Regions from separate parts of the Homo sapiens genome. Here region 2 is linked to region 1. A link is a loop called in an ENCODE intact Hi-C map of the cell type or tissue named here. Cell type or tissue: spleen. All regions are shown on one strand. Each heading gives the region's core, and the rest is flanking DNA. Links, peaks and the distances in the headings are about the cores only.

What was found. A loop is a pair of places that touch in the nucleus more often than their neighbours do. Peaks named below come from ENCODE experiments on the same cell type or tissue, not always from the same donor. Only the 100,000 strongest peaks of a DNase experiment are listed, where the experiment ranks them.
Region 2: a loop joins it to region 1, with 1.8 times the contacts of the local background. A loop is called at or near these places in 40 of 110 quality-filtered maps.

The regions. Positions count from the first base shown.
Region 1 is chr15:101,182,378-101,187,759 of GRCh38, forward strand. The region is part of intron 2 of CHSY1 (chondroitin sulfate synthase 1); the gene reads right to left. Among named protein-coding and RNA genes, the nearest start is that of LRRK1-AS1, 33 kb to the left of the region's middle. In spleen, for the core only: no CTCF peak of the experiment used is centred there; no DNase peak of the experiment used is centred there; H3K4me3 peaks cover 985 bases; H3K27ac peaks cover 3,949 bases.
Region 2 is chr15:101,232,259-101,237,640 of GRCh38, forward strand. It overlaps CHSY1 (chondroitin sulfate synthase 1), which reads right to left. Exons shown (of 3, transcript NM_014918.5): 2 at 2,824-3,319. Among named protein-coding and RNA genes, the nearest start is that of CHSY1, 17 kb to the right of the region's middle. In spleen, for the core only: no CTCF peak of the experiment used is centred there; no DNase peak of the experiment used is centred there; H3K4me3 peaks cover 482 bases; H3K27ac peaks cover 1,206 bases.

The DNA of each region.
Region 1 (5,382 bases), core at 64-5,063:
CACCAGCTGAGCTCACCACAGTGGCAACAGGAGGCAGCTATGAAGTCACTACAGGAGTAGAGTATGTATCACAGTTGTTTTATACAGTTATGAATGAATGCTGCATCTTAGTCCTCTGGGTTTACTTCCTTGATAAATACATAACTCTGAAGTTTAGTTTTTCCAGAAATTACACCCAAGCACAAGGTGGTGAGGTGCAAGTCTGATAATGGGGAAATGGAAATTGGGGGACTTGAGCAGGACCCTGCCCTCATATCCCACTTGTGTCCCAGAAAACTTATTCCACTCCCCACCCCAAGCAGGAAACCGGAAGAGTCTTTTGGATCAATTGAACAGTACCATAGATACCTAGAGTCTGCCAACAAAAACATCACCCAAAAAGCTGGATCATTACAGCAAAGACACTAGTTTTAAAAGCCTCTGCTACACAGCTCCTGGTCAGCTTCTCAATGCTTCACTCTTAATGAGAATCAACAGTCAAGGATCATCAGGGCAGCTGAAAAAGGGTTCTGAATGGGAATGATGAAAATAAAACAAAACAAAAGCAAAACCCTTGGTGGAACAGAAACAACGCAGTGAACAGAAGAAAAACACAACAACAAAAACAAAAATCTACAATATAGTCAAAGGGAAGACAGTGCAACCAAAACAGAATGTGATAAACACGAAAATCAGAGGAAAAAACCCTTGAAACCAAACACAAGACAGCAAAACAAAGGAGTAGAGTTTGAAGATAAAACTGAAGAAATCCCTAGAAGATCATAACGATAAAAAAAAACCAGACAACAGGAGAGAAAAGTATTCATTCTAGGAACAAAAAGCACACAGGAGGGAAAACAACAATATAAAAAAATGGATCCAGAATTAAGGGAGTCAGGTGCCTGGGTTAAACTCTAAGTATCCAGTATAAAAAGTACAGTATAAAAGTATCCAGTATAAAAACTACAGGAAAAAGCAATCTAAAAATTTCCACAGAGGAGGAAAAAGGGCATATACAAATAATCAGAAATGGAAATGGCACCGGACACAGATAACACCACTGGGAGCTGAAGAACAATGCCTTCAGAAGTGGGAGGAGTGGAAAATTATTCTCAGTGTAGAATTCTCTTCCCAAACTATCCATCCAGTGAGAACAGCAAAAGATGTCAGATACTCAGGACTCAATTTTACCTTGCACTCATTCCTTCCCAGGAAGCTACTGAAGGATATGTTCCTCTAAAGCAAGGAAAGAAAGCTGTAAAGAAGATGACAGGATCCAGGAAACAAGACGCATGGGCCAGAATGACCATGCAAGGAGGCACCACACGGACAGCCCTGCAGCAGCTGCGGGAACACGTGCAAACGGGGGAGGGTGTGGGTGCCCACTGCCTCCATCTCCAGAGTCCAGCTCAGTGCTTGACACATCGAGTTCATAACAAGTGAGGTCTTTAAACAGAGCAAGTATGGAGAAATTGTTGAATGACATCCATACAGAAGGAAACAGCTGATGATGACAGACACGATATGTTACACATGGTAAACGGCATACAAGGATAAGGCTGGGCTCCTCTGGCCAGGATGTGTTTTAAAACGCAAAAATCAGCAGCATATTTAAAGAGAAAATATATACTACTCTGGAGAGATGATATAGTGGTCACCTTTTTTTTACTCCCTAGACCAAATGTGACTGCACACTTTATTCCTGGCCGTCCATACCCCACACAGGGAGGGCGGGCCCCCACGGGAGGCCTCTACATGACTGACTACTTCTCACACACCCACTAGGACAACACATCCCCACACATTTTCAGGAATCCATTTCACAAAGTGTTTTAGAAGCTGCCTACGGTTGTTACTTTCACAGAGTGTGTGTGCTAAGGGGGTGAACATGGAGAAAAGTATTGACTAAACAGGCTGGTAGAAGCTGTAAAACAGACTGAGGGTTTTAAACTACAGTGAAAGTTGCTGTAAGTACCTTCCGGCTAAACTCTACAAGTTTGAAATAAATGTGTTACATATATATATAATTTTTTTTTTTTTTTGAGACAGGGTCTCCTTCTGTCATCCAGGCTGGAGTGCAGTGGTGTGATCTCAGCTCACTGCAACCTCCACCTCCCAGGGAGCTGGAACTATAAGCATACACCACCACATACAGCTAATTTTTGTATTTTTTTGTAGAGATGGGGTTTCACCAGGTTGCCCAGGCTGGTCTTGAACTCCTGGGATCAAGCAATCTGCTTGCCTCGGCCTCCCAAAGCCCTGGGATTACAGACGTGAGCCACCCAGCCCGGCCATTTTCTTTTTTTAATGAAAAAGAAATCTGTTGTAAGATAAAAAGGTGTGTGTGAGTGGTGCACATGCACATGCTTGGGGGAGGGAGCACCTGAGAGAAAGTGAACTTAAAATAAAGCCAAGTCTACGCCCAGACTGGCTGGTGGCCCCTGCTCTGTCCCAGAGGAGTTACTTTTATTAATTTATTATTTATTAATGTTGCTACGGTATATAAACAATTCAGACAGAGAAGTTCCTACCTGACAGACTGGGTGGAACACATACCTGTAATGATCTTTAAAAAAATCTAAACTCACGTCAAGGAAATAGCTCTCCCTTTCTAAAAGAGGGTGATGCGGGTTTAAGCAACAGGTGAGCAGACACTCTGTCGCAGGTAAGGACGAGTACCTCCACCTTAACCAAGACCTGCCCAAATGGGCTTCGGGTGGTGCCCTTCAGCCAATTTCTGTACAAAGCCTTGTCATAAATGGCTTTGGTGTAGAGGTAGGGAAACATTTTCTTGTTACCCTCAGCGTGTGGAATGGGAGATGGAGAGGCAGAAATCAAATATGCTGTCTTTAGAGCTCTTTAAGAACAGGAAATGTGAAATATAATGCAAAGCAAAAATGTCAATGAGATATTAAAGCCAGGTTAGGAAAGAAATTCATACATCATCTGTGATTTCTGAATGGAGCAGGAAGGAAAACCTAGGGAAGCCCTGACGGGCCCCACCAGGCTCCAGGGCCATGGGACCTCCAGGCCAGCCCTTGCTCTGAGTGTGAACAACCTCCATGGAGCACCCTCCATCCTCCTTCCCTGTGAACACTCTCCATGGAGCACCCTCCATCCTCCTTCCCTGTGAACGCCCTCCATGGAGCACCCTCCATCCCCCTTCCCTGTGAACGCCCTCCATGGAGCACCCTCCATCCCCCTTCCCCGCCTTCCCAGGTAGCCCTCCCATGTGACCACATCAAGAGATCTCAGTGCTTCTGGATGGAATCTTTGCCTCTGTGGCAAGGCGGCCATTTGTACTGAACTTTTGAATCCCCTGCAATGTTCTCCTCGAAATATCTTTTTTTTTTTTTTTTTTTTTTAACCTCACCAAGTTTCCAGTTTCTCTGCTGTGATTTGGGTTTTCCCTACTTCCTACCTTTCATTTTTCTTTGAGGATGCGTATTTAAGAGGCATGCTGTGGGTGAGATGAAACTGAATCATTTTGCTCTAGGCACATCAAGGAGAAATGCTGGTCATTAAGCGTTTAACGCCTACATCTCCAACCATCTCCCTGCTTTCCCTCATATTATGGGCTACGTCACTGCTCACCACCAGAATGCCATTAAGTAGGAAACACGCAGGTAGCATTTAATTACTGAGCTCCAGGCAATTTCCTGCATTCAACAGGAAATTGTTGAAGTCCCTGACCCTTAAGTAGTATAGTCAGGCCAGGCATGGTGGCTCATGCCTGCAACCCCAGGAGTTCCAGACCAGTCTGGGCAACATGGTGAAACCTTGTCTCTACCAAAAAAAAAAAAAAAAAAAAAAAATAGCCAGGGGTGGTGGCACATGCCTGAGGTCCCAGCTACTTCAGAGGCTGAGGTGGGAGAATCAATTGAGTCTGGGAGGCGGAGGTTGCAGTGAGCCGAGATCGTGCCACTGCACTCCAGCCTGGGTGACAAAGTGAGACCCTGTCTCAAATAAATAAATAAATAAATAAATAAATAAATAAAACGTATAGTCACATGACTAAATTGCAATTTTCTTGTAACAGAAATAAGGCTACTATTTCTCTGGAAGAAAGTTTAGAATATAACAATTTCAAGAATAAAGCTGTAAGACCTTGGACAAGCTACTTGAATTGATCAAGTCTCAAGTTTTCTCATTTATAAAATGACTGGGCTGGGCAAGGTGGCTCACACCTGTAACCTCAGCACTTTGTGGGGCTGAGGCGGGAGGACTGCTTGAGCCCAGGGATTCAAGATGAGCTTGGGCAACATGGTGAAATCCTATCTCTACAAATAATTAAAAAATTAGCCAGAGGTGGTGGCACATGCCTGTGGTCCCAGTTACTCAGGAGGCTGAGGGGGGAGGATCACGAGCCTGGGAGGTCGAGGCTGCAGTGAGCCATGATCGCACTACTGCACTCCAGCCTAGGTGACAGTGCAAGACCCTGTCAAACAAAAACAAAAACAAAAACAAAAACAAAAACAAAAACAGACAAAAAACACAAAAAAGTGACTGCATTGTACTAGACAGAGGATCCGTCAAGGTAAAGAATTCAAAGATCTTATGTGACCATGTCAGAACGAGTCACAAATCCTCTGAAGCCCAGCTCTGACATTCTTCTGCCCACCTACTCCTGCTATGGCTGAAGCTGCAGCAATATCTTCATTGACTGAAACTATATTTGAAGCATTAAAGGGCAATAACACGTCCCTATTAACTGTTTCTATCCTGTGAAACTTAATCTCCAACTCCTCTATAAAATTAGTTATAAATACGAGATTCTTAACAGTTCATTTTAGTAACTCCAGGAATAAAGTAATGACATTTTTGTTATAAAGAATATTTTGGGCCGGGCCAGTGGCTCACGCCTGTAATCCCAGCACTTTGGGAGGCCGAGGCAGGCAGATCACTTGAGGTCAGGAGTTCGAGACAAGCCTGGCCAATGTGGTGAAACACTGTTTCTATTAAAATTACAAAAATTAGCCAGGCATGGTGGCGTGTGCCTGTAGTCCCAGCTACTCGGGAGGGTGAGGTGGGAGAATCGCTTGAACCTGGGAAGCGGAGGGTGCAGTGAGCCCAGATGGCACTACTGCACTCCAGCCTGGGCAACAGAGCAGGACTCCATCTCAAAAAAGAAAACAAACAAACAAACAAACAAACAAAACTCCAGAATATTTTGATAGTACCAAATTCAAAGTTTAAGAGGATTTTATTATAAGGTATTTCAATAATCTATAATTTGGCACATCACCTAGAAGAATATTATAAAACAGAAAGTTAGAAGTACTGCAGAAGAAAACACAACTCAATCTAGACAGGTTAACTTAATACTCACAAGAGTATTCCTTGCTTAAAAAAAACTCAGCAAAGAAACCTTCTTAAGATGCTTATAGTGGCACTGATGACTTC
Region 2 (5,382 bases), core at 66-5,065, 50 kb after region 1:
TCAATAATTTCCCATAATGTGAACCTTAATGGGGAAACTAGATTTACAGGAAGTTTAATAAAAGTTCCTCATCCACACGAAGGATTAATCTTACCTGAGTGGTGAACACAATGATAAACCTAATAACAACTTAGGTTAGAAGCACTTAAAGCTTTATAAAAAGAAAAATAAAAAAATAGAAATCAAAGGTCTAATAAGATGGCAAGTGTTCCAATAGATGAATTCTTAACATTATAATGAAGAACTACACGTGAAAGGGAACACTTCAAACATGTAAGAAAACATACAGGAGAAAACATATTCGTGACCTAAGGAAGGGAAGAATTTCTTAAACACAAAAGCACAAACCGTAATGGAAAAGAATGATGCATTAGATTGCACTTAGATTCACAATTTGCGTACAATAAAAATCCCACAATTAAGGTGAAAAGTTAAGTCACAGTCTGAGAAAAGATACTCTATCCAGAATAAAGCACTTCAACAAAACTGTAAGACAACATTTCAGCAGAAATACGGGCCAAGACTACGAACAGGCAAGGCAGCTCACAGAAGAGAAAAAGAGAGCTCTGGGCACTGCAGGTGGGAGGGCCCTGTGGCACAAGCCCAGGAGAAGCCTGCAGCAGTCAGTCAAAGCTCTGACACCACAGGGCATTTAAAGAAACGCAGAGCAGCAGCAGGCCCAATAACCACACTCCCAAGGAGAGCCTTGCTGCTGCTGTCCCTGACCCACCTCCCAAGGCAGGGAGACGGGACCACACGGGGAGGAGGCCTCCTCACCAACCAGGTCCCTTCAGCTGATGAGGCCACTGACAGGATGCACCAAGCCTCAGAGGGGGCTCCAAGTGTCCAGACAGGATCATTCCATGCACCCCTTCGCAGGCCATCAGAAACCTTTTGTGATTACCTCCCGTCAGAGGAAAATCATCTCCAAAATGGCCTCCCACCCTGCAGCCCCAGGATGACACTTTCTAACTACCTCTTGGCACTAACGCTAAACCCAAGTTCTTGATCAAACTCAAGAGACTGGCTCTGTTGGTGTCTGTCCAGCAGTATATAACAGCACGACCTAACTAAGACATACTTTTAAAAATTCTCTCCCGAAAGAAGGTCTGTCCTCTATGATTCCGGCAAGAAGGTTGGCTTCTCGGAGATGATGGTCAGGGGAAAGTGTTCCAAAATATACAATGTGTTACCTATTTTAACCATAATGAAATGTGTCAAGGTTATAACTACTTTCTTAGGATGGGGAAAAATGCAGAAATATTGCCAGCTGTATTCTGCTTAAAACAGCGTGAAACCCTCAAACAGCTTTCCTCGCTGCAAAAATCCGTGACGACAGAGAGATCCCGTAGGCCCAGTGAGCTGTCCCCTATGTGCTGGGGTTGGGGGGATAGTATAAGGCACACAGGGATTGAAGAGTTCACTCAAGATCACATTTAGGATTTAAAATGTATCTTTGTGACTTTGTAATTAAAAATTACATGGCCACTCCCTGTATGCTTGAAAATGTCCACTTCCCTAAAGTTCAAACAACAAAAAAAGTAAGAGTGATTAGCAGACATTTAAAAGCAAGTCTAGGGGTGGACAAGTACAGGCAAGAATACTGCTCTTTCACTCAAGTACGTGCTTTAGAACATTAGTTCAGAAAAAAGCTAACAGTTCATATTAGAAAGTGTATTCTTTTTCTTGGGCAAAAGATCTAGCAATTACCTCTGCTCCTCACAACTGCCAGGAGTTTATCAACCTAAAGACAATACAACCTCAATAATTTTTTTCACCATTAACTGGTATCAGATTGTGCAATCTGCAGGCAAAGGGTGCAGCAACAACACAGGAAAGTCCAAAGCCAGTCCATCTTCTCTACAACTGCTACAGAGAAAACATCTACAAGCGGACTTCCTTCGGCAAATTTCATTTATGTGTCACGGTAACTCAGAAGTTGCACGACAACTATTCTGAAAGCAACAACTATATTATAAACTCACAGATTAAAGTAACTATCTGAACAGTCAAGGTACACAACAAATGCGAAGTCAAATGCTATTGGCTTTTTTATACCATGATTCCTTTTATAAATTCAAAACACGTTAAGTTTCTAATCTGTGTAGGTCATTATGACCAGAAGAGAAGAGCCAGGCCTTTGCAAAAACAAATAGGGAGATATCCTACATTCTTGCAATTACATCTGTGGAATCAGCAGAAGTCAGACAAGATGATTTTCTGGATAATCAAGAAAATATCACCATGACCATCAGCAACCCATTATCTTTTCTTTAGGCCCCAAATGCCATTATTTATTAACTAAGTATTAGGACAAAAGTATGGAAGAGCCGGGCGCCGTGGCTCACGCCTGTAATCCCAGCATTTTGGGAGGCTGAGGCAGGCAGATCACAAGGTCAAGAGTTCGAGACCAGCCTGGCCAGCATGGTGAAACCTCGTCTCTACTAAGAATACAGAAATTAGCCTAGCGTGGTGGCGCCTGCCTATAATCCTAGCTACTCGGGAGGCTGAGGCAGGAGAATTGCTTGAACCCAGGAGGCGGAGGTTAAAGTGAGCCGAGATGGCGCCACTGCACTCCAGCCTGGGAGACAGAGCAAGACTCTCTCTGGGGGGAGAAAAAGTACAGAAGATATGCGCTCAAAGCCAAGAAAAGGTAATAAAGGGGAACTGAATTTTTTTTTTAATCTAAGGCTAAAAATGTAGAATAATACCAACTTCAACCCTCAAAGAGGATATCATCTCTAGTTTCCTATGATACGCTCAGAACTAATGACAAAATTGACAAAATTAAGTTTTTCCCATGGTAAAGAATTCTGTTCTTACCTCATAAGACCAGACACACTGCACCCCTGCAAACCTCCGGACACACCTTCCCACCTCCACGTCCTCATGGGTGGTGTACATCTCCCGGAGACACTTGCCAATGTGCGGCACCATTCTCCGAAGCACCTCCCGGCTCATGATCACGCCAGGCCCCCCCATGCAGAAGTTCTCACCAGGCTCCAGGGCCAGTTTTCCCATTTCTTCCGTGGTGCCCAGGCCTGTCTGCCCAAGAAAGAGGGGCTCGCTGCTGTTCAAACTCCTCAGGAAGTTCTCCAGACGGTCTCCTTTGATGTACACGTCATCATCTGCTCTCATAAACCATTCATACTTGTCCAAGTAGTGGTCGTGCATGTACTTGAGCATCATGAAGGACTTCTTCTGGGGCGGGTAGGAGTCGTCCACACCCCGTAGTGGCACTACTGGAATTGGTACAGATGTGTCAGAACCCTCACTTGAGAAGAACTGAACTTTCCCAGGAATTGTCTTGGACCATGTTCTGGAATTAAAATAAATATCAGTTAGAGAACAGTTTATTCCAAGCTGATTTTCAGGAATTCACGTTATCTGCTCATCTTGTATCGCCGTGTTCAATGGAATGATAAAAAGCTACTTGGCCTGCTTGGTTCCTCTTAACGAAAGCCCAGGTTACCGCGTATTGCAAAGTCTAAATTAACTTTCAAAAGAACCCCAACAAAAAATGAAGAAGTGTTAAAACTGTTCTGGGATAACTAAGTTTTAGTTATGGCTGAAAACCAAACTGCCAGGGGACCAAGGTCTGGGTATACAGATTAATTTTGTGATACTATCAACTCCCTACCTAAGAACTTCTCAACTCTATAAAACAAAAAACAAAATCAAATGGTTCACTCAAAAAATTTTCTTTGAACCAAGTGCCAAGTATGTGCTAAGCTAAAGGGATGTGGTGGTGAACAAAAACGTGATCCCCAACTCACAGAGAGGACATCAGGAGAGACAGACACTTACCAGAATAATGAGACTAATGTATATATTATTATGAACTAAGAGAAGTACTCCCAAAGGGCAGAGCACAGGACATGAGCTGAACCAACAGAACAGGGAGCCTTCCCCTGAAACAGGGTAAACATCAAGGAATGCAGGGCACGAGAGCGCTGTCATGAGGCGAGGAAGAAGGCTGATACGGTTTGGCTGTGTCCCCACCCAAATCTCATCTTGAATGATAGCTCCCACAGTTCCCACATGTTGCGGGAGGGACCCAGGGGAAGGTAAGTGGATCACGGGGGCAGCTTCCCCCACACTGTTCTCATGGTCAGGAGTGAGTCTCATGAGATCTCATAGTTTTACAAGGGGTTTCCCTTTTTGCTTGGCTCTCATTCTCTCTTGTCTGCCACCAAGTAAGACGTGCCTTTCACTTTCCACCATGATTGTGAGGCCTCCCCAGCTATGTGGAACTGTGAGTCCATTAAACCTCTGTTTCTGGGCCGGGCATGGTGGCTCAAGCCTGTAATCCCTGTACTTTGGGAGGCCGAGGCGGGCGGATCATGAGGTCAGGAGATTGAGACCATCCTGTCTAACACGGTGAAACCCCGTCTCTACTAAAAATACAAAAACAAAATTAGCCGTGCGTGCTGGCGGGCGCCTGTAGTCCCAGCTACTAGCGAGGCTAAGGCGGGAGAATGGCATGAACCCGGAAGGCGAAGCTTGCAGCGAGCCGAGATCGTGCCACTGCACTCCAGCCTGGGAGACAGAGCAAGACTCTGTCTCAAAAAAATAAATAAATAAAATAATTTTAAAAACCCCTCTGTTTCTTTATAAATTACCTATTTTGGTATGTCTTTATCAGCAGTGTGAGAACAGACTAATATAGAGGCAAATGTGGCCGGGGGCAGTGGCTCATGCCTGTAATCCCAGCACTTTAGGAGGCCGAGGCAGGCAGATCACAAGGTCAGGAGTTCAAGACCAGCCTGGCCAACATGGTGAAACCCCATCTCTACTAAAAAAAAAAATACAAAATTTAGCCAGGCATGGTGGCGTGTGCCTGTAATCCCAGCTACTCAGGAGGCTGAGGCAGAAGAATTGCTTGAACCCGGGAGGCAGAGGTTGCAATGAGCCGAGATCGCACCACTGCACTCCAGCCTGGACAAAAGAGCAAGACTCCATCTAAAAAAAAAAAAAAAAAAAAAAAAAACAGAGGCAAATGTGCAAGGCCTGGCAGAGTACACTAGAGATGCAGGCCTCTATGTTGCAAGAGCCACAGGAAGCCTCTAGAGGGAATGCGGCAGAAGACAAGATTAAGGCCCACACATTTTGAACTCCCTAGGAATGGAGAAGAAGGCCGAAGGAAGCCAGAGTGGACACAGGAAGACCACTGAGTAAACTACTGCAGCAGCCCAGACCCGGGTTTAAGAGACAACGGTTGCCCATCAACAGAGGGAAGATGAGTGGTCAATTGCGAGGAAACCACATAAAGGGTTTAAGAGACAACGGTTGCCCGTCGACAGAGGGAAGATGAGTGGTCAACTGCGAGGAAACCACGTAAAGGGTGTAAGAGACAACGGTTGCCCATCGACAGAGGGAAGA